Regions from separate parts of the Mus musculus genome. Here region 1 is linked to region 2. A link is a loop called in an ENCODE intact Hi-C map of the cell type or tissue named here. Cell type or tissue: left cerebral cortex. All regions are shown on one strand. Each heading gives the region's core, and the rest is flanking DNA. Links, peaks and the distances in the headings are about the cores only. Region 1 overlaps Fam53b (family with sequence similarity 53, member B). Region 2 overlaps Lhpp (phospholysine phosphohistidine inorganic pyrophosphate phosphatase).

Region 1 (11,007 bases), core at 999-8,998, 55 kb after region 2:
AGTGTCTGAGGACAGCTACAGTGTACTTACATATAATAAATAAATAAATAAATCTTTAAAAAAAAAAAGAAAGAAAGAAAAGAAAAGAAATAGACTGGCAGGGCGTGGTATTGCACTCAAGGGGAAGAGGCAGGTGGATCTCTGTGAGTTCAAAGCCAGCCTGGTCCACAAGGGAGTCCAGTACAGCTAGAGCTACACAGAGAAACCCCATCTGGAAAGAGAGAAAGAGAGAGAGCAAGGAAACGAGCAAGAAATGGCATCTGATAGTGGTCAAGGAGAATTTCTTTCTTTCTAATGGGAGAAGACAGACCAGGACAAACACTAGCACTGCCTCCCATATTTATTCATATATTTAAAGATTTTAAGTTCCATTTGTGTGTGTGTGTGTGTGTGTGTGTGTGTATACAAGCATGCCATAGGTACTCCACACTTATGGAGGCCGGAAGAACAGCTTATTGGAGTCGCTTCTCTCCTCTGCCTTTCCATAGGTTCCGGGAATCAGACTCCGCTGGTAAAGGCAAGCACCCTTCCCAGCTCAGCCCTCATCAGCCCCCCAGTCTTCATTACTACAACAAAATAGCAGAGGCAGGCTAAGCGTGGTGGAGTTGCATGCTTGTAATTCTTGCATGTAGGGCTCATAAGCAGGATTGTCACAAATTCCAGGCCAGCTTCAGCTACATGGCAAAAATGTCACAAAATGATAACAAAAAAATGAAAGAAAAAAAAAAACCGAAACAGAAGAGTGGGTTTTGTATAGCTCAGTTGAGAAGGCTTGAAGGATACAGTACCAGCCTTGCCCAAAGTCTCTCATCAGACCTCATGGGGTCTTCCATGGTGAGACAGGAAGACAGGATGGCCCTTTTGATCCCCCCAGCTGATCTAAGAACTTTCCACAGTTTAAATGTCCTACCAGCTCCTGACACCACCACACAGGGGATCAACTCTCCAACTTACGGCTTTGAGGGCAACACAGCCATCTCCGACCATAGTGGCCCACTAGGCCCAGCAGTGGTGAGCCATGCTGTCCACGGTGGGACCAGACAAAGGGCCTTCTCCAAGGGGCCCTGGGACAGTATTCCCTCTTAGCCCGTGTCAGGCTTCAGAATCGGATGCATGGACAGCTGTTACCTCTGTTTCTTCTCTAACTGACCCAGATGCCACTGATGACTCTCCTCGGGAGACAACTTCTCATAAAAAGAAGTCAGCTATGGAATTAGCCCAGTGGGTAAAGAAGTCAGCTGAGATAGAGCTTGCTGAAAAGGAAGTAGCTGCTAGATGTTTTCGGTCAGTTAATTGTTAGCCATTTGTACTGGCTAGTTTTGTGTCAACTTGACAAAGCTGGAGTTATCACAGAGAAAGGAGTTTCAGTTGAGGAAATGCCTCCATGAGATCCAGCTGTAAGGCATTTTCTCAATTAGTGATCAAGGGGGAAAGGCCCCTTGTGGGTGGGACCATCCCTGGGCTGGTAGTCTTGGGTTCTAAGAGAGCAAGCTGAGCAAGCCAGGGGAAGCAAGCCAGTAAAGAACATCTCTCCATGGCCTCTGCATCAGCTCCTGCTTCCTGACCTGCTTGAGTTCCAGTCCTGACTTCCCTTGGTGATGAACAGCAGTGTGGAAGTATAAGCTGAATAAACCCTTTCCTCCCCAATTTGCTTCTTAGTCATGATGTTTGTGCAGGAATAGAAACCCTGACTAAGACACCATTTAATCATGAGGCTGGAATTGACCCCCTCAAACTACCAAGCACTTGGGAGGCAGAAGCAGGCAGATCTCTGTGACTTCGAGGCCAGCCTGGTCTACAGAGTGAGTTCTAGAATAGCCAAGCCTACACTGAGAAGCCCTCCAAGAAGACCAAAGAACCAAACAACAACAGAGGGTGTTACCAGTATGTACTTTTAAAAAATAATTTATTTTTATTTTCATTGGGGTTTTGCCTACATGTGTGTGTGTGTAAAGGTGTCAGAAGCTCTGAAACTAGAGTTACAGTTGTGAGCTATCATGTTGGTGCTAGGAATTGAACCTGTGTCCTCTAGAAAAGCAGCTTACTAGTACTTTTAACTGCTGAGCCATCTCTCTAGCCCCGAAGTGTGCAGTTGTAATCCCATGCTAAGCAGGTGCAGACAGGAGGATCCTGGGAGCTAGATAGACAGCCATGCCTGGCCCAGTCAGTGAGCTCCAGGCTCAGTAAAATACTATTCCAAAAAAAAAAAAAAAAAAAAAATAACAGGCAAGATGGCTCAGTGAATAGGCATTTGCCACCAAGCCTAACAACCTGAGTTTGATCCCTGGGACCCATATGACAGGAGAGAATTGACTCCTACAAGTAGATTGTTTCCTGACCTCTATACCTAGGCTGTGGCCCATAGACTTGCACACGCTCATATAAATAAATATAGTGAAAAATAAAAATGTAAGGTAGAAAGATTGAGGGAGACATCTGACACTGACCTCTGGCTTACACAGACATAGGCAGGCAGACAGACAGACACACACACACACACACCGGGGGGAGGGCGACGTAGTCTGAAGACCAAAACTGAGTTTGACATCTGGCCTCTGCATGTGTGCACGCACTGTGCAACTGTACACACGTAAAGGAGTCAGAGGTCCTCTGAGATTTCCCTAGACAACGACACTCCCTCTGGCACGGTGAACACACCAGTGGGGCCTTAGTGGGCAGGTTGACCTCTAGGCTCTCAGAGGAAGAAATTGGCTGAGTATCTGCATCAGGATGAGGGGCCACCAGTCTGGCCAGTGCCATTCACCTTCAAGGGATGGATGGCCTTTTGCCTCTTAGCTGGATATACAGAAAGCTCCAGTAGAGTTCCCCCAGTAGCTCAGGCCACTTGGAGCCATTGCAGTGGGCTGTGCTTGCTGATGAGTGTGCCCCATGGGTATTGGGGTTCTCTCCCCCACCCCCCTTTTTTTTCCTGAGCAGTGACCAAGCTGGCTCTCCTTGGCTGGTCTCTCCAGATAAGCTGGGTTTTCTCTTTCTGCCAAGGAGTGGGCTTCAGGCCCTATATGATCTGGTCAGAGACCACACTATCCTCTGAGCCACAGTGAACTCAGAGAAATGGTCCTTAAAGTGACTCTTCCAAGGAGTCTCTAGGAGTAAAAGAGAGAGTGGAGACTCAAGGTCTAGCCTGTGTCTTATGCTCTTTCTGAAGACGGATTCTAAGATGCTCCCTCCAGCCTTGCCTGCAATCCCGTGAAGATGGCCTGTGGTGACCTCGGGGCTGCAATCATCCAGTGCTCAGCTGTCCTCTCCCTCCTGAGAGGATCCATTCCTACTCCCCTAGAGGACTACCCTCTTGCCTTGATGTTTCTCAGGGTGGCAGCACTACCCAGCAGCACAGCCTCCCCTTCTCTTGATCTTCAGCTACCTAGCAGTCAGCCACAAGGGACTCATCTGCCTCTGACTCTTACATCCTTAGCAGGTGGAACAGGCAGGAAGAAAGCCTCCTGCAGATCTCTTTAAAATGGGAAGACCCAACCATGTGCTGAGTCTACAGGGTGCTCAGGGACCCACCTTACAAGCCAGTGTGATTATCATTATCACACCAGCTTTTCCATGGATAATAGGCAGACTGAGCATTTTGCACCAAGTTTTGGGGTTGTAGGAGCATTATTACGTAGGAAATACAACCAAAAAGTTAAAAAAACAAAAAACAAAAAACAGTAGCCACTTGAAGGTCACTGCCCAGGTTGGGCATTTTGTGGGGAGGGACTTTTCCCTACCCACATTTTGGGAAAGAGCTGCTCTCCCAGAAGCCCGTTGGCCCACCATTCCGTGTATAGACAGGGGGCCTACTTAGTGATTGGGAACATCCCTAGATGGGTGGACCCCTGAACCAGCCGGGCTTGGGGACTGCAGAACGCTGAGGCCTACTGCTGTCAGACAACAGGGCATCGAGTGAGCCCAAGCCTGGCTGCGAACAGGATCCTATTTTCAGAAGACCTCATATTTGGTGCAGGAGACAGCAGTGTGGGGAGGCATCAGGACAGAGTCCTGTGCATGTTGTCAACTTGAGCTGGGGCAGGGCTAGAACGAGGCTGGTACCACTGGAGAGTAGGAGGTGCAGGTTAGGGGGGCAGTTGGGTCATTCAAGGCCATTGTGAATCTAAGGAGCAGGACTGTGCTTGTGGCCTTCCTGCCCTCTGTCCTGCTATTGTGAACTACTTACCGTATATGAAAGGCAGAAGGCTGGTGTCCTAGGAAGACTGAATGGCCAGCCTGGGACCTTGCTCTCACGCCCTGATTTTAACTGTGTATATGGTGTGTGGGTGTGTGCCAGTGTGTATGTGGTGGCCTTTACCTGCCAAGCTACGCCCACCCCCAACCACAAAGGGTGGCTTTGTGGGGGGAGTTCTGAGACAGGATCCTGATATTTAGCCCAAGCTGACCTTAAATACGCAATCCTCTTGCTTCAGCCTCCAGAGTGCTGACTAGGGTTACAGATATGTGCCACCACTCTGGAACACTTCTTTTTTCTTTCATATGTGTGTGTGTATGTATGTATGTATGTATGTATGTATGTAGTTTATGGATGTTCTGCCTGCATGTCCCTATGCCATGTACACTGCCACTGTATCCCCTGGAACTATATATATAATCCAGATGATTATGGCTCCTGTATGGGCGCTGAGGATTGACTCTGGGTCCTCTGGTTAACCACGGAGCCATCTCTCTGTCCACCGCCTCTTAAGATACACACTCACATATAGTTTGACAAGGGATCTGTTGCCAAAGCAGCAAAACAGAAGAGTGGTCCAGGATGTCACCTCCAGACTATGATGGTCTGGCCATAGCAGAGGCTCTGGGAGAACATTCCATGGTCAGTTACAGGGACCAACACTGGGTGACAGACATTAAGTGTACCTCTCTGCTGGGGTCCTCAGGACTGCAGACACAGTGCTCTCCTGAGCTGTAGTTACTCAGGTGTCTGGTTTGGAGGGTAAGCACTGGATTGTGTGCCCATCCCAGGGGTGAATTGTGTGTTCTAGTATCTCCACAGCCCAAGAAGCAGAGCTCTGAACTGCGCTGCCCTCCGCGGGGGCGAGGCCCTGAGCTGACAGCCCAGCTCTACGGCCTCCAGGGTCTCTTTAGTGGCCTGCCTCTCAGCCAGGGCAGCTTCCTCTCCTGCTCCCTTGGAAGTAGCAGCACACCATGCCCCCCCCCCCCCATGCCAATGTCTCTGGCTCCTCTGCGGCTCCCTGCGATGGCGGCTGTGGCTATGGGCAGCAGTTACTCCCACAGCCACCCAGCATTTCGCCTTCTCTCTGAGGCATGGGGACAGAAGTCCGTCCCGCAGTTCTCCCAGTCCAGAGCTGACAGGAGAGCTGCTGGTTCACTGCCCCCAACAAAAAGCACACAGCCATGCGCAGGCAGCCGGGTGTTGGACCAGGAAGCTTTATTTACACAGTAAAAGGAACAAGCAAATTCCTGAGACTAGAGTGGCTGTAGTGCAAGACAGTCACGGCCTGTCAGGGGGGGAGGCAGGCGATGGTGCGTGGTGCTAACGAGCAGACCCAGCATGGGCAGCCTACAGGCTGCAGCCCTGATGGGTTCTGGCTCACCACGCCATTCACCACACTGCCTCAAACAGTACCGCTGCTGCTGCTGCTGCTGCTGCTGCTGCCTGGCTGGGACGGCACACGTGGCCCTAGCACGGCCTGTGGGCTCATCTGTCCCTGACCCCTGGGTGCCCCCAAACACTGACGATGCAGTTCATTTGCCAATGAGACTATGCTACGTCAGGCTATCCTATCTAGCCTAAAGGAGCTCCATCAGTCTGCAATTCTAGAGTATCTTTCTCTGCCTCCTTCAGAGGCCTGGCACCAGGGGCAGGGGTGGGACCAGCAGCATGGGCATGGCAAGGGGCAGCATCATGGGTTGTATGGGCGGAGCGTCCCTGAGCCCTGGCCCCTGGCTTACGTTTTAAGTGGCCATCATTCAAGTAATTTTAACCACATCAGTGGAAATGGGTTGCAGGATCCAGGGGTGAGTTCTAACTGCTGTGAACACTAAATGAACCCATAATAAAATATGGCCATTGGTCTGCATAGGAGACCCATCTAGAAACTGGGGGAGTGAGCATGTCCTGTTTAATGTGGGCCTTCATTTTATTTAACTTTCTGCATACAAATTTAGAAAACTTTCCTGCTACAAAAAAAAATTTTTTTTTTAAAGTAAGGCTTTCTGAGAATACACATCTGCATGTGTGGGCAGAACAAGTTCCATGGACCTACATGAAGGGAGCCCGTGGTGCTGGCCAGCTTCTACCTTCACCACCCAGGAGTAAGGCAGGAGTGGGCAGTCATGTAAACTGTCTAGGCTGCTACCCTGAACTCAGGTCAGGTACCCGGCTTAGGGCAACTCTGTCGGTTCAGTGGCTTCTGGAGTGAACGGGATGTCACGTGCTAAGAGGCCCAGTCGGCTTTGGTGGAGGCTGCCTAGGCAGGTGAGTGGTGAAGCCCACCCTCAGCTTCTCTGGGGTGTGGCACTCGGGTGAGCCAGTCTGCCTGCTGCCTGTGCTGCCACGCACACAGGAGACAGAGTGGACCTCCCAGGTGAACCTTCTTCCAGGAGATCCAAGACCAGAGGTCTGGGGGCCAGTGAATGGGGTGGATGAATGGGTCTGTCTGGGTCACACAACTGCTGAAAGCTGACTGGAAACCTTCTAGACAAAACCTGCTTTACTTGATGAAAAGAACATCAGAAAGCAAATGAACACACTAGGCAGAAAAGCTACCACCATCTTTTCTGGCTGCTTTTGCTGGGTGCTTGGACTGAGGCCTTAGTGGGACAGGGACATCAAGAAAAGCCTGAGGAAACTGCAAAGGGCCAACCCCCACCCCGGGTTTGGAGTACTGCCGCCCAGGGAACAGTCTCCTAGAGGCAGGAAGCAAAGATGAAGCTGTCACTCAGCAAGTTCCTGTTTGTCCTTCCGCCAGCAGGCTCAAGAGAGCTAGTCTACGGACAAGCCGGCCACACATCAGCCTTAAGACACACACCTGCCACCAGGAGCTCAGGTCCCAGTCCTCAGGAGAGGCAGCTGGCAACTGTTCTGTGCTTTGGCCTTAACAGCCTGTGTGAAGCAGACCAGGGGACAGAGCCCAGCCTCTCCTTTCCTGGGGGGTGGGGGAGTGGGAATAGCTTTAGGGACCATAAAGTTCTTTCAGATAACAGAATCCCTCACTGTGGGCTTTCTGGGAACCAGGGCACTGGGGTGTGCATCCCACGCCCTCTCAACTACCTTCCTCTGTGATCCACCAGGCAGGGCTTGTAGGTCATGCCTCCACCAGCTTTCTACTTTGCTTTCTCAGTGCCCCCAAGGCCAGCTGGGCCCCGACCACCACCACAGGGACCCACCAGGCTACCCAACCTGGGGTTATAGGAGCGGGGCTTCCTGTACTTTGGGTCTGGTTTTAGAGAAACATTGCCTTATACATCAGAACTTGAGCCTCGGTTCTTCTGGTGTATGGACAAATTAAAGTTGAAACAAAAGGTTCCCATCAAGGTCTTTCTTTAGGAGAAAGGTAACAGCCATTTGGGCTCAGCCAGCAGACAGTGAAATCTCAGAGGGTAGGCACAGCAGAGCAACTACAAATGTGCCTAGATCACATGTCCGCAAACCCAAGAGAATGCACCAGTTATTTTTAGCCTTATGGGAAAACAAGCCACTTGTGTAAGCCAGCCCACTTGCTATTGTCTGCAGAAGATGCCAAGTTTGCTAAAAGCCAGAGTCCCAGCGTGCAGAGCCCTGTAGCATGTCTGCAGGGAGGACTGAGGGGAGCTGCCGGAACGGATGCCCTCTGGGAATTATGCTGGGAGTGAGGAGCTGCAAGGGGGAGTGTGATTCAAGCCATGCTGTGGCTGGGCCTGCAGAGGAGAGCCTGGGGCTAGGCTCACATCAGTGGACTGGGGGTGGGGGGTGTCTTGAAGCCAACGGTGGTATGCTTTCATTAAAGCCAGCAGTGTCTGTGAACAAGCAACAATGTGCTAGGAATGTGGTGGAGGCTTGCAGGCCCCCAACATAGACTGCTACAGAGAGGAGCCTGCAGAGTGGCTAGCCTGCAAAGCAGCCAGCAGACATCCCTCTACCCAGGAATGTACACAGGGCCGAGACTTCTGCACCTGTTTGTAGATCCTGAGGACACTATGAAGAGGTCATCTTGCCACTGACATCTCTATACACAGCTGAATTCACTGAGCTCAGCTCTCAGGGACTGGGGACAGAAGGAAGGCTACCAATGTCAGCCTTGCCAAGGCAGCCCCTGAGGTGGCAGAGGTGTGGGTGATTCTTGGTGACATGGGAGAGCTGGTGGGCCCACCTTTCAGTCAACACAACCACCAAATGCCTACCCAATATGGATGGCTTCTGGTCATTCCTAACTATCCCCTGATCCCGAAAAATGGGACATGGATTATCCCAGAATCCCTGCCAGTGCCCCAAATGGATTAAGGCCACACGGTCTGCTGTCACTACAAGAGGTGTCTCCCGAACCTTCCCAAGCCTGGGCCAGGGAGACCTGGGAGAGAAGGCACGGAGTAAACTAAGTAAAGGAGGCTTTGGGTAACTCCCCAGAAGGAACCTGAGCAAGGCTATAAGGGGGCTCAGGCCCCCGGCATCCTACCTGAAGGGTGCAGCTGGCCCAGCCCTACTGGAAAATGGTGGCTACCCAGCACTCCGTAAGGAACAAAGAGGAGGATACCAAACCGAAAACCTGTTTTGGGCTACAGTAGTTCCATGGAACTGGTGGGAGGCCAGCTGTCGCCTGTGAGGTGTGGCCAAGTTGCCTTCACAAATTTGGGCACTACAGGGTGATGGCTGGTTCCTTTGAAAATGGGTGGGCTCCATTTTTTGGAGGAGCCTCTGTCAGACCCAGGAGCCAGGTCCCCCTTAGAGTGACCTAAGGCCTAGAGGAGTGCCTCCTCCCCAGGTCAGGGCCCTCAGTTGTTCTCTATCTGCTCAATGTCCAGCTCGCCATCCAAAGAGCAGAGGCTGTTCGTGCAGGCTCCCCGGTCCCGCCAGGATGTGGCCGGATCCCCCTTCCTGCAGCAATCCTCATCTAGACTGCAGCCATCTGACTCGTCACAGGATAGGTCCTCCTGGCAGGTGAACTGGTCATCAAAGGAGTGGGGAACAGGCTCAGGAACTGGGGTCCCAGCAGGAGTCCTGCCCCCTGGGCTGGAGGCTGAGAGCAATGCGGTCCAGGATCGGGTACTGCTGACGAGGGCAAAGGGGCTCTGGGAGCTGTGGTCGTCCACCCCCATGTTCAGGCAACTGAGGCTGCTGAAGGTCTGACAGTTCTGTGGAGGAAGAGATACAGTGGTCAGTGAAGAGGCCAGACTCGCTTTGGAACCTCAGACCACACATCCTACATAACCACACAAAGCCTAGCTGGTAGTTAATCTGCCAGGCTGTAGTAAGATCACCAAGTCTGAGGATGGTTCATGAAGAAGTGCCTCTGGCCACTGAACACAACCTGTGGCCAGTCACTACATAAAAGGCAAAAATGTGATGAGGCCCAGCTTGTGGGCAGCTGCGGTGAGGTGGGCAAACCTCAGACTTAATAGGTGGCCTGGTAACAAGATGTCTGATCTAAGGCTATTTCATCCCAGGTGTCCCTTGTCCAGCCAGGACCCACTCCCTCTTCAGTGCGCACATCCTTACCTAACGTGATGTGTGCAGTCAGCCCTCAGCTGAGAACTATACCTGCTATGATGCAGATGCTCAGCAGAGGCTGCTAATACTGTGCCCTTCGCTCTTTATGTGCCGATACAATGTTTTCCCTGAGTGGTTTTTTTTAAAGATTAATTAATTAATTTATTTAATGTATGAGTACACTGGCTGTCTTCCAACACACCAGAAGAGGGCATCAGATCCCATTACAGGTGGTTGTAAGACACCATGTGGTTGCGGGGAATTGAACTCAGGACCTCTGGAAGAGTAGTTAGTGCTCTTAACCACTGAATTTTCTCTCTAGCCTCTTCCTGAATGTTTTTTTTTTAAAGATTTATTTATTATTATATGTAAGTACACTGTAGCTGTCTTCAGACACACCAGAAGAGGGAGTCAGATCTTGTTACGGATGGTTGTGAGCCACCATGTGGTTGCTGGGATTTGAACTCTGGACCTTCGGAAGAGCAGTTGGGTGCTCTTACCCACTGAGCCATCTCACCAGCCCCTGAATGTTTTTTTAATCTGAGGTTTTGACTGAGTCTGAGAAGACAGTTTAAGGTCTGTGGGAAGAACAGATACAAGACTTTTTTCTTGGTGGTACTGGAGGCTGGACATCCAGAGCCTTCCATGTGCTAACTTTATCCTCTACCTGAACTACATCCCCAGCCCCACATGAATACCCATGGCCACACTGTATTAAATAAAACTAGTGAATGACCCAGATTCCACATGTCCTTTCAGACAAGAGACACAGACTAGGGTGGCCGTGAGCTCACTGACACAATATCATGTTTCTTACGAGAAGGGGGCCAAGTTAGATGGAATCAGCACCAGGCTATGCTGTGGCCATAACCCCTACCCTACCCACTTCCTCTGTCCAGAAAGAGGTGGGATGGGGCGGGGCGGGGCGGGGCAGGGAGGGGGCATTTGAAATCTTTATCTGACGTCTTAATTGAGTACTATCAGAACCATTCAGGGATCTGGTCTTGAGTTCTGGGTTCCTCCTGGAGCTGAAGAAGCTGGTATCTAGAGGACGGTACTTTTGACCCACACTGATCTGCAGCAGGAGGAGCAGGCTCGACTGCCTCTAGCCCTCAGCCGCTGGGGGCCTCAGTGGCCTCATCGGAAAGAGGTGTTATAGTAACAGCCGCAGGAAGTGTGGCTGCACAAGAGCTTCTCCCTGGTGAGGCACCAGGGATAGCTGAAGGAACCATCGAAGACAATACTGTCTTAAGCCACTGACCGGAGTGTCAGGTGGTGCCACCAAACCAGAGATTCAACAACACAGTTCGAATGTGGGTCTCCTAAGCAGACGTGGACAG
Region 2 (11,007 bases), core at 1,946-9,945:
GTCTTCTGCCTCTGCCTCCCAAGTGTTGGATTATCGGAGTGTGTCACCACACCTGATTTATGCTGTGCTGCAGATCGAACCCAGGTCTCTGTGCATTCTAACCGTGCACCCTGCTGACTGAACCACATCACCAGCTCCTGCCTTGCTTGTTTTACTGGCTTGCATTGTGGCCAGACCATTCAAACAGAGCACTGTTTTGTCAATGCTAGGGAGACTTCATTATCTGGGTTTAAGGGATGGTATGTCAGTCACACACATCTGAATGATTATCTTAGGCAGGGCTAGAATCCACCGTTGCCCTGCCTTTCACTCTGAGACTCATCCCCGGTGAGAAACCTGAGGGAAGCCTGAGCTGAGGCTGTCTGTGAGCTCGGCACATGGGAGGGAATCTCAGCCACTCGCAGACTCTCCCACGTTGGAAGCCCCAATGCACATGAACTACAGACTTCCTTTCTTCCCCAGCCTCTCAGAGGAGGATCTTAAGGCTCCACTGGTTATGTCTGGCCTGAGAAGGCCCTGCTCATAAGCTACAAAAGCATTCTTTCCAAGTGGCCTGCTTGACCCTTCCTGGTCTGTTCACACTGATGTAACACAGTACCTTATTGTGAAGACAAGAAGTAGAGTCTCTCGTATCTCTGAAGGCTGGGGTGTCATGTCAGTATGTTCAGTGTCTGATTCCAAGATGGCTCTGGGTGTGTCTTCCTGCATTTTCAAAAGAGGAGGAATTGTGAATCCTAACGTTTGGTTGGAACAAAGAGCCCACTCCCCAAGCCCTTTTCATGAGGTATCTGTTGTGGTGATAATTATTCGAGGGTTTCTACTCCACCCTTGATCATATAGTCCTCAAACAAAAAAACACAAAACTTTTATATTTATATTATATGTGTGTGTGTGTGTAAAATAAGCCTTAACAGCATGAGAGCTGGGCAGGTATCAACCATCTATGCAATTTTGTCTACTCCCCTGCCAATTACCCCGAGATAAAACTTGCTGTGTTCTGCCTGGGCTGCTCCTATTCCAATTGGTCTGCCCTCATGGCCATGCTTCATGACCCAGCTACCCCATGGCATCTTCTTTTCTCCTCTCCTCATGGTCTCTGCCCCAGACCCCAAGCCCAGGAAACAAGGCCCACCTACCTCTCTTCTGCCCAGCTATAGAGTGTAGGAATATTTATTCAACCAATAGTTTTAAATTAAGGAGCCTGGTTACATAGCACTACTTGGTGTACATAAGGATTTCCCCATCCCTAGGGCAAGCCAGACCTGGGGGTGGTGGTGGGGAACAGCATTTAGCATTACAGTACATAGCATTACAGTACATAGCATTAAGGTACATAGCATTACGGTACACAGCATTACAGTACATAGCATTATAGTGCATAGCATTACAGTACATAGCATTACAGTACATAGCATTACAGTACATAGCATTACAGTACATAGCATTATAGTACATAGCATTATAGTACATAGCATTATAGTGCATAGCATTACAGTATGTAGCAATGGACCAAACCTCAACAGGTATTAATCTCATGACCAAACACCTATAAAGGCCAACACTGTGAACCAGGAGTTAGTTTCCAACACCAGAATTTAGGGGATACGTCCAGGCCGTAGCAGACCTTAAGGTCCCTGATCCCTCCTTTTCCCCAGAGTCGCAAAGCCTGATTCTGCTGTGCTCCTGGCCAGGGGCTCCTCACAGGGCAGTGGGACTCGGCACCCTTCAGGGCTGTGCTCTGTGTATGGCGGTGTCCCCTGCTGCTCAGAAGTGGGAACTCAGCTAGCACATGCTCAGTGTGTGTTTCAACTTACCGGTCAAACATGAGTGGCACATTTGTGTTTGAAAACCCAGAAGTAGGGCCACTCTAGTTTCTTTAAGGAAAACATGTCTTAATTGAGTTGAGGGAATGCGTCCAATGTTGGGGTCTATCAGGCCATTCCAAACCCATGTGTCTAGTGTCCCCAGAGTGAACTGTGCCTTTCCTCTTGGCCAGAATGAGCCTCTAGGCTGCAGAGTCTCTGAGGAAGACCCCACACTACGGTAGGGAGGCCTATACACAGGTAGGATGGGGGGGAATCCACCATCTCTAGTTCCCCTTTGTAGAGATCTGCCTTCTGCGTGCCACTGAGAGGGAAGTGTCAGTGGGGTGGGGTGTAGTTCCGTAGAATGCTTACCAAGCATGTGTGAGACGCAACTCCCAGCACCGTAAAAGTCACAATCAACAAGCGGGAAGTGATGTCCACTGACGGAGCTTGCACTGGAGGGAGAATTCTGTCCAGAGGGAGATCATCTCCTTGGTACCCACAAGCACACAGGTTTAGATTTTCCCTTTATTACAAAAATGGGATTATAATGTGCAGTACGCTTTTGTCTTGACTGTTTTCTGGCATCTTTCTGTTACTATGAAGTGTTGTCTAGTGCCGGGTCCCCCACTGGTGTCAAGGGATGGTGACCGTGCTGCCGTGGAGAACTACCACTAGGCTTCCAGAAACTGTCCCCGTTCCACAGGACGGGACTTGTTTGGAAGGAGGCAGGTCATCCTTTGCCTGGCTGGTGGCAGAGTAAGAACCTTAATATTTGCAAAGGAGCAAATGGGTCACCCACAGTGAGGCCGCTCTGGCATAAGAGGCTCAGTTTGTGCTGTTGGACCTGAGCATTGACATGACAAGGGATCTAGCTATTAAAGCCCTAGAGACACTTACAGGTGTGACAGCCATGACGCCTGGAGAAGTGACTTGTCCCAATGCGAACATGCAAGAAACACTGTTTTCAGAGACCAAGTAGGGAAAGCAAGCCCAGCTCTGATTTTCCACAGTGAAGACAGTTTGAAGTGTTGATACTTCATTAGACTTACTGTTAGAGACCCTAACCCTGACCTCTAACCCTAACATTGTGCATGTTACACTATTAGTGGTAAATTGTAGTCTAACCCTAACCCTAACCCTAAACTTTTGTGACTGGAGATGTGTATTTGTTCCTACACTGTCCCTTCTCACTACAGGGGACACCCTTAAGTCATAGATGCACCCTTAGGTGGCCTGACTGCACGCTGATGTTCCTTAGCCCTAAGAGGAGGTCGCCATCCTAGCAGCCACTTTGGCATCCTGCCAAAGAGGGATCATAGCCCCCCCCCCCCACACCCACCCCAGTTCGGCAACTCTGCTCCCCTGCAGTGCAAGCTCTCTGTGTGTGCCTGTGAACAGCCTCTGAATTCAGACAGGCCCAGGTCCCTTTCTCTCATCTTGTCCCTTCCATATTTATCTATCAGGTCAGAGGACCAGCTATCAGTGAGGTAGCTTTACAAAAAAGGCCTGGCTGTGGGGGCCTCTGACCCAGAGCAGATCCTGAAGTGGGTCATTTGGTCTCACCCTTACACCAGGGAGGTCTCCTCATGGTGCCTGTGGATGACGCAGGCAGGGTCTGGTTTCTAGGCCACGCTTTTCTCAGAGGCAAACAGGAACCCTGTATAGCCTTAAGCTCCTGCTGTGCTCATGTGGAGCTCTGGAAGGGCCCTCACAGAATTCTCAAGGAAACTGTATCCAGGAAGGTCTATCAGAGCTCTCCCAAAATAGACCCAGCTGCCTGGAGTGGTGTGAACTCCCTACCCAGAGTGAATCCCAGTGGCTGGTGACTGTCTCACTCAGAAGAGCAGAGGAGGACTGAGTGCCGGAAACTTGAGTAAAAGGCCCAAGGTGTCAGCATTAGGCTGACCAGTACTGGGCTAGCCTCTGGCCTGGCTGCATCAGACTCCAGCGTTAGGCTGACCAGTACTGGGCTAGCCTCTGGCCTGGCTGCATCAGACTCCAGCGTTAGGCTGACCAGTACTGGGCTAGCCTCTGGCCTGGCTGCATCAGACTCCGGCGTTAGGCTGACCAGTACTGGGCTAGCCTCTGGCTTGGCTGCATCAGACTCCAGTGTTAGGCTGACCAGTACTGGGCTAGCCTCTGGCCTGGCAGTATCAGACTCTTTCTCTGTACTCTGGCCCCTAGGACCTCCGGTACTGGAGGCTAGTCCTATTTCCTGTTGATAAAGGGGAAATGGAGCAACCTCTCGGAGGATCCTAGAGCTCCCACTACCATTGTGCCACCTCCCGGCTGCAGATGCAGAAACTGAGGTCCAAATGGAGCAGGGCCATCAGTGTGGGGCTGTCCTGCACTCATGCCGCCTGCTCCACCTGCTCTATGATCGTCACCTTTAAGTCCTAGATTGTCATTGCTAAAGCAGTGGTCAGTGGTCAAGATCACAGAGCACAGGTGGTGGCTGTGCCGAGTAGAAAGGAGAGGAACCAACTGTCAGCAATAAGTGACTTTCACTGCACACCATGCCTTCAGGGGACTCCTGTGCCAGGACACTGTTGTAAAAGCAAATGATCTTTCAGGGTGCACTTGGCTTGTCCGTGATTTGTGAGTTTGGGACTCCTTAAAAAGGGAAGCCATCTCACCAGAACTAACACCTGCCCGCGCATGCCCAACCAGAACAGCCCTCGTGGGAATGACTGGAGACACAACTCTGCCTGCCCCAACACAGCCTGGATGGCCCAGGAAGCGAACTTAGTGGCAGCTGCCATATTCCCATGCTTTTATCTTGTCCCGAGCCTCCTTACGGCCCCCAAGCACATCCAGAAAGCACTGCACACTTCAGACAGGGCTGCTCCAGGAAGCAGGGGGTGGTGGCTGTGAAATCTGTCTCTGTGCCCGTGACAGGTAAGGATGGGGCTGTCACACACACTGTCTTTACAGCACTCTCTGGTGCACGGTGGAGGGAGAGGCAACCTTATTTCACCCCTTGCTCATACCCAGGCTCCACATGTCAGCCAAAAGGCCGAGCTCTTTTCTGTATCCGTGCAGCCAGTTGAAGCCCACTCCCCTTGCTTCTTGTCTGGACAGGGTACTTGGGGAGTATTGGGGAGGGTGGAGCTCAGAGAAGACACCGAGGGCACCTGGTGGAGTTCAGCATCCAAGATACATTGGCCTTCTCTAATCTACTCTCCCCTCCCCTCCCTTCATTGTCCTTTCAGTCCCATCCTTCCTGAGCCCCAACATCCACCTGGGCCTCATTCAGACGCAAAACAATCTTTCCTTTTCTTCTTACATGTACCGCCTCCTGCTCTGGCCACAAGAGGGCGCCTTGTCACCAGGTTCTGGGAGAGTCAGCCCTTCCGGAGTTCAGGACTTGAACACACAGATCACACGCAGCAAGCACATCAGGCCCCAGTGCACCCTTAAAAGCACTCACAGCCAGCCTCCCTGTCCCTCCGCCCCTTACACTCACATATTCACATCCATGCCAGCTCGCTCCCATGTATGCTCACCCTGCCTGCTCCCCTGTTGCCGTGCGTCTTTGTCACTCTGTGGTCTGGCCACCTTGCTAGACTCAGGGCAGGCTGGGGTCTAAGGAACCACAGCAGCTTCTGTGACCCATGGAGGCTTTTTTGTGTTCTTCTCCAGCTGGGACCTTCACAGGGGGAGAACCCAGAGAACTGTGTGCATTCTGGGCCTGGGGTCCCTGTGACACCACAGTCCTTGCCCACTAAGTCCCCTGATGTCCCCTTCTCATTCTTTCTTTGAGCCCTTTGTCATGCTGTGCTCTTCCACCCCTGTCTCCGTGTGTCCCCACCCCCATCCTGGGCTTTGCCTAGATTCTTTATGGGCTTCCTTTATCATAGAATCTCAGTATCTTTCCACCAGCAGGGGGCGCCACTGGCTCTGGGTGGGGAATAGAGAGGCATGGTGACTTTCCACACCATGTGGCAACACTAGCTCCCACCCCAGGCCTGTCTATACTCCAGACATGCGTTGCTCCAGGAAATAGGGAAATGGCTTGGTGAGCAAAGCACTTGCCTTCCACACACACCAGTTACTAGAGGAAGAAAAATGTACCTGTGTGCCACAATGCTCAGTGTGTACTTAGACGGCATGCTTATCTCTGCGCCCACGTGCGTTTGTGCAAGGTGTGAAGCACTCTCCACGCCACCTGGCTGCATCCTTCCTTACCTTTCCCCTTACTCCTCCGACCCCCACTGTCTCTCCCCACCCACTACTCCATCACTCCCCACTGGCCTTCATTGGGGAGCATGAGCTGTGGTCATCAGACAGAGCTATAGAAGCATCCCAGCTGCCCCCATTCCAGCCTCTCCCTAAGTGTCCGTCCGTCCTCATGGGCAGACTTGCTTGGGTTGGCCTGCTGGTAAAGGCTTTAGGAAGGCAGTGAGATTTCCTGACTTCTATCTCTTTTCATTTTATCTGTTTGGTTTTTTGTTTGTTGTTGTTTTTTGCTTTTGCTTTTCAGTCTCCTGTGTCTAAATTATACAGAGAGCCTAGACAGGAATGGGGCAGTGCTTGACAGAAGTGTCGGGCAGCTGGGGTACCATCAGCCTGCAGGGCGCTGTGGGGCTGCAGTGGGTCCCCACGCTCGAGGCGTCTGATGTCACTGAAGAGATGGGCTTGTTGTTGGCAGTGGGCTTGGACTCTGTGTGCCACTGCATGGCAGCCCCAAAGGGTTCAGATTACAGAACCAAGACGGGCCGTTTCAGGTTTTTCCAGGCTGTGAATGCCAAGTTCCAGTTCTGCCCAGCTCCCTCAGAACCTGGGGGCCATGGTAAAACCCACCAGCCCCTCCCCATGCTGTGCCCTAAGCAGCTCCTGTGACCTGGGAAGGTGGTTATCCTGCCTTAGAATCAGAGCGAGATTGGTGAGCCCTGACCTCTGACCTGTTAAAGAGGGAGGCTCAGCTTGGGGAGTCTGTGAACAGCAGGCTGCTCTGGCCTCCGTCTTAAGCACATCTTTCTGTGAGCCTCTGCTACCTCACAGCTGGGTACGTTTATTCTGGAGTGTACCAGGAGTCTCGGCCCGAGGATACAGATGCTCATGGGCAGTCGTGTTTCCGGTAGTGTGTAGCATTTTTGCTGTCCTTATTAGTTTTTTTCAGGGGTGGGGTGGAACAGACTGGAGAGGAAGGGGTTAGCCTTCTTGGAACCTACTACTGAAGAGGAAGCTGAGTTTTTTCCACGTGAAATAGTTTAAAATAAACTTCGAGGGGGACGCAGACAGGGCTGCTGCAGCCAGATGGAGGAGCCTAGGGTGTGTGTGTGTGCCCCAGCTGGTATCTCGGCTCCTGCAGCCCTGACTGAGGAAGCACCCTGCAAGCCCAGTGGACTGCGGACAGGAGATGGGCAAGCCAAGGCTTCGGGCTGGCCCCTGGAATGTTGTCCTGGCTGTGCTGGAGACTGCCGGGCGGCTCAGATTCCCAGGATTCATGATGAAAACAATTAGCCAGCTCTTTACAAAGAATGCAAGGCTCCCGGTAAGCCAGGAGAGGAGCCTCCTAGCTGCTTCCTGTCACAACCCTAGAAAGTAAATAGAGTGAATTATTTAAACTCAGTGGCCTCTGGGGTTTAAATAATTCACATTCAGGAACAGTAACAACCCCGAGACCCTGGAGTCCCTGTGAGAGTTAAGACCCCACTTTCCCCTTCTTTCCATCGCTTTCTAGCTGCCGAGAACAGTCCAGGGCACATGATGCTATGAGGTACTCCACGGAGATGTTGGACATCAGACCACTCACTGCCCCAGTGGTGGGGTCCTTTTGACCAGAAACAGCTTCCAGTGGTACCATGAATCAAGGCCCAGAGAGTAGGTGGCAGGCATGCCCAGCCTGAAGCAAGCTCGTGCAGTTGGGAGGTAACAGGTAGCTATTGCCAGAGCAAGGCTCCGGGTGCCACAGGTACCTCCTCTAACTCAATGCCCAGCTCAGGGCCTGCAGCAAACTTGCACTGCTGCAAAGCTGGCCTATACCCTGGCAAGATGCCATCCCTCCCCCATCCCTCCAGGTCCAGGTAATCACGCCAGCTGAGGTGCTTACTGAAGTTGAACCCCCTCATCTCTGGACCTCTCTTGGGTTGCTCTCCCCATGTTGTGAGGGAAGTGGCTGCAGCAGGCAGCTCTGGAGCAGCTCTGTCCCGGGCACTGTGCAACCCTGGCGGTGTGCTCAGCTTGGTAGCCGTGCTTCCCATTCACCTTGGCCGTTCCTATGGGTTTTCTGCTGGGGCCTGGGGCTACTCGGGCCTGCCATAGTTCAGGAACTCATGGAGATGTTTTCATTACTTTTGAAACCAGAAGGAAAAAGTGCCTGTAGTCATTGCAGCTCAAGAAAACTCCTAGGCACGAGTCTGGGGCTCTTGCTGTCTTGCCTGCTCTGCCCTGAACCTTTCAGTCCCACAGCTGCACCCTGACCTCCCTCGACTTCCTTGGGGGTTTCAGAGGGTGTACCTACCTGCCCTTTCAGCTGCTGTCCGTGTATACGTGGACCTCAGCACACGGATCTTTCTGTCCCTCCTATCCTGTAGTTCTTACTGCAGCCGTGATGGAGCCACTCTGTGTTCAGGGTCTACCTAGGGTACCCTCACTGCCACCCAGTCATCTTAGGATATAATGCCCAGGTACAGGTGAAAAGGAGAGAGAATTTCCCCCATCCCATCCAGTACTCTGCAACCCAGGGGTCAAGGCCATCTGCGCTGGGGATAGGTCACATGGCCAGAGAGGCACATCCTCCTAACTGGAGGAGCTGCCTTCCTATAGGCTGTGTGCTTCTAGCTGGCCCAGGGTTGACATTCCTGTGACTCCAAGGGCAAGGAGGTCCGAAGCCTTACCAGGGCCGAGAATGGGGGCGACTGGGAGCAGGGAGCCCTTCCTGGGTTCAGTACCCTACTTGAGAAGGGAGAGCTGAGTAACCAGGGCCTCTGCCACGATGACGACGGGCTGTGCTCCATCCGTCCTCCATGTCCTGTCAGGTGGAGGGTTCTGTGGGGCCTGCCTAGACCCAAGCCAGCAGCCAGACAGAAAAGCCATTTCCTGCCCTCAAGATTCCATTCCTTCTTCCTGTTTTCATGTTTAATAGATGCTGCAGAGGGTTTTTTTCTCTTCTTCTTCTCCTTCTCCTTCTCCTTCTCCTCCTCCTCCTCCTCCCCCTCCTCCTGCTCCTCCTCCTCCTCTTCCTCCTCCTCCTCCTTCTTCTTATAATTCTGCAAGAAATGCCTCCTCTTTGGAAAATACAGAAAAGCACAGAGGAAATAATTCACAGCCCCATCTCGCTGAGGGAACCCAGTTAGCATTTTTGTTCTACCTATTTAAGAAGCAGGAATAACAGAAAGACATAAAATGTTATTGTTTATAAAATACAGTTTTGTACTTAAAAATCGTATGGTATTTGCACATCACCAAATTTCTGGGGGCGTGAATGTATCCTGGCAAGTACACTAGCGGTGGGGGAGTGACCCCGGGGGCTGCCAGCGGCTGTGTGTGCCCAGGAAGATGAGAGCTAACAGAGTGAAGGGGAGTTTAGGTACTTTGTCTGGCCTGGGAACTGAGCATACCTCTCCCTGCCCTGTATGCCAGAGAGGCCTCCAACCCCCGTACAGTGCAGAGCTGGCTCTTCCATCTGTGGTTTCGAGGAGGGAGTGGAAATCCTTCACTTCTTGGAAGTCAAGGGTGGTGGGGAGACTCTGCTCTTGCTATGAGCCTTGATCTGAGGACAGTTCTGTGTACATATGCCATGTGCCAGCCCTGATTGGAAATGCAGCCAATCCTAGAATTAACCCTCTGTGGTGTGGCCTGTGTCTGGCAGCCCTGAAGGCCCAACACCCGATGTGGGTGCCCCTCAGTTGCAGTATCAGTCAGCTTGATAATGAAAAAGTGCTCCCAGTATACACCCAGCTGTTCGTGGCCCCTGGGCTGGGGGTTTAGCTCCGAGGACAGGCGTCAGAAGCATTTTGTTTGCTGTAGGCAGGGCTCTTCTCATACTTAAAATAATACAACTTATTATTAATGTATGTCATGTAGCAAAAGCACACAGACCCCAGATACACACAACTCTGTAAGTTAATGAACCCACTGGCCCTTCCAGCATCTTCTGCCCTCCACCCCTCAGGTACTTCTTCCAGATAGCTAATAGCAGAGAGAGTTTTGCCTGTCCCAGGACTTTCTATAAATGGAAACAAACCGTGTGCGCTGTTCTTTCTCATAGTTAGACTTTTAAAGGGGCTTCTGTCAGGCTGGCAATCAGGCCTCGTGACACCATCCTGCTGTGTATTGTGGGGAAGTCCCCCCTCCCCTCACTTGCAGAAACTAGGAAAGAGTCACATGCAAACAAGAGCTTCTTCTGGGCTGCATGGCATGGGGGCTGTAGCCATAGGACAGTGGCATGGGGGCTGTAGCCATAGGACAGTGGCATGGGGGCTGTAGCCATAGGACAGTGGCATGGGGGCTGTAGCCATAGGACAGACATCTAGCCTAGCATGGACTGTCCCTGAAGATTCTGAAGGGTAGAGAGGAGTACCTTGGAGGAGAGTCAGGAAAAAGGCAAATGAGGAGGGGGAGCAGGGCCCTGCCCATATTTCTGCCCTGTCCTTTTGATGCATGGGGCTCAGGATGTCAGGGCAGGGGCCAGAGTGGTACCCACTGCTATCCCACCCCTTAGGGGAACCCATTTATTAGCATTATCTGTTCCGTTCCTGGACTCAGCCAGAGAGACAGTGACACATGCTGGTTCTGGTGGCTGCAGGAAGCAGATACTTCCCCAGACCATGTCCATCTTCTTCCAGGGAACGGAGCTGTTTCTTTACCTGGACCCCTGGGGCTTTACGGAAGAAGAGAGACAGTAATGTAGGATGGAACGGGGGACTAGTTAACTGTGGCCCAGCTATGACGTGGCCAAGCCCGCCTCTCAGTGGGTCTCAGGCTTTTCTCCCAGAAGAGGCGGAGTTGGCTGACAGGACTCTGGGCTGTCCAGCATCTTAGGGAACACTTGAAAAAGGTCAGGGAGCGTCCCCAGGCTTGGGGCCTGGTGCCTTCCATAGCAGTTCTAGAAGAACAGGAATGAGGGTAGACTAGTGGGGTAGCTCTCAGTCGGCTGTAGCTGGGCACTGGGGACTCTGCAGAAATGGATATATTGTGGGACACTGTGCAAGAGACAGCTCTGAGTTCTGAGTGACTGTTGTAGAGTTCTCTG

The links. A loop is a pair of places that touch in the nucleus more often than their neighbours do. Peaks named below come from ENCODE experiments on the same cell type or tissue, not always from the same donor. Only the 100,000 strongest peaks of a DNase experiment are listed, where the experiment ranks them.
Region 1: a loop joins it to region 2, with 4 times the contacts of the local background. A loop is called at or near these places in 12 of 42 quality-filtered maps.

Annotation. Positions count from the first base shown.
Region 1 is chr7:132,706,691-132,717,697 of GRCm38, forward strand. Fam53b (family with sequence similarity 53, member B) reads right to left here. Exons shown (of 5, transcript NM_001381858.1): 5 at 5,394-9,312. The coding sequence ends at 8,953. Among named protein-coding and RNA genes, the nearest start is that of Lhpp, 100 kb to the left of the region's middle. In left cerebral cortex, for the core only: no CTCF peak of the experiment used is centred there; DNase peaks (open chromatin) are centred at 5,470, 6,282, 6,908, 7,701 and 1 more place; H3K27ac peaks cover 4,235 bases.
Region 2 is chr7:132,651,096-132,662,102 of GRCm38, forward strand. The region is part of intron 6 of Lhpp (phospholysine phosphohistidine inorganic pyrophosphate phosphatase); the gene reads left to right. Among named protein-coding and RNA genes, the nearest start is that of Lhpp, 46 kb to the left of the region's middle. In left cerebral cortex, for the core only: CTCF peaks have their summits at 5,092 (motif pointing right) and 5,706 (motif pointing right); DNase peaks (open chromatin) are centred at 3,539, 5,131, 5,689, 7,055 and 1 more place; H3K27ac peaks cover 2,561 bases.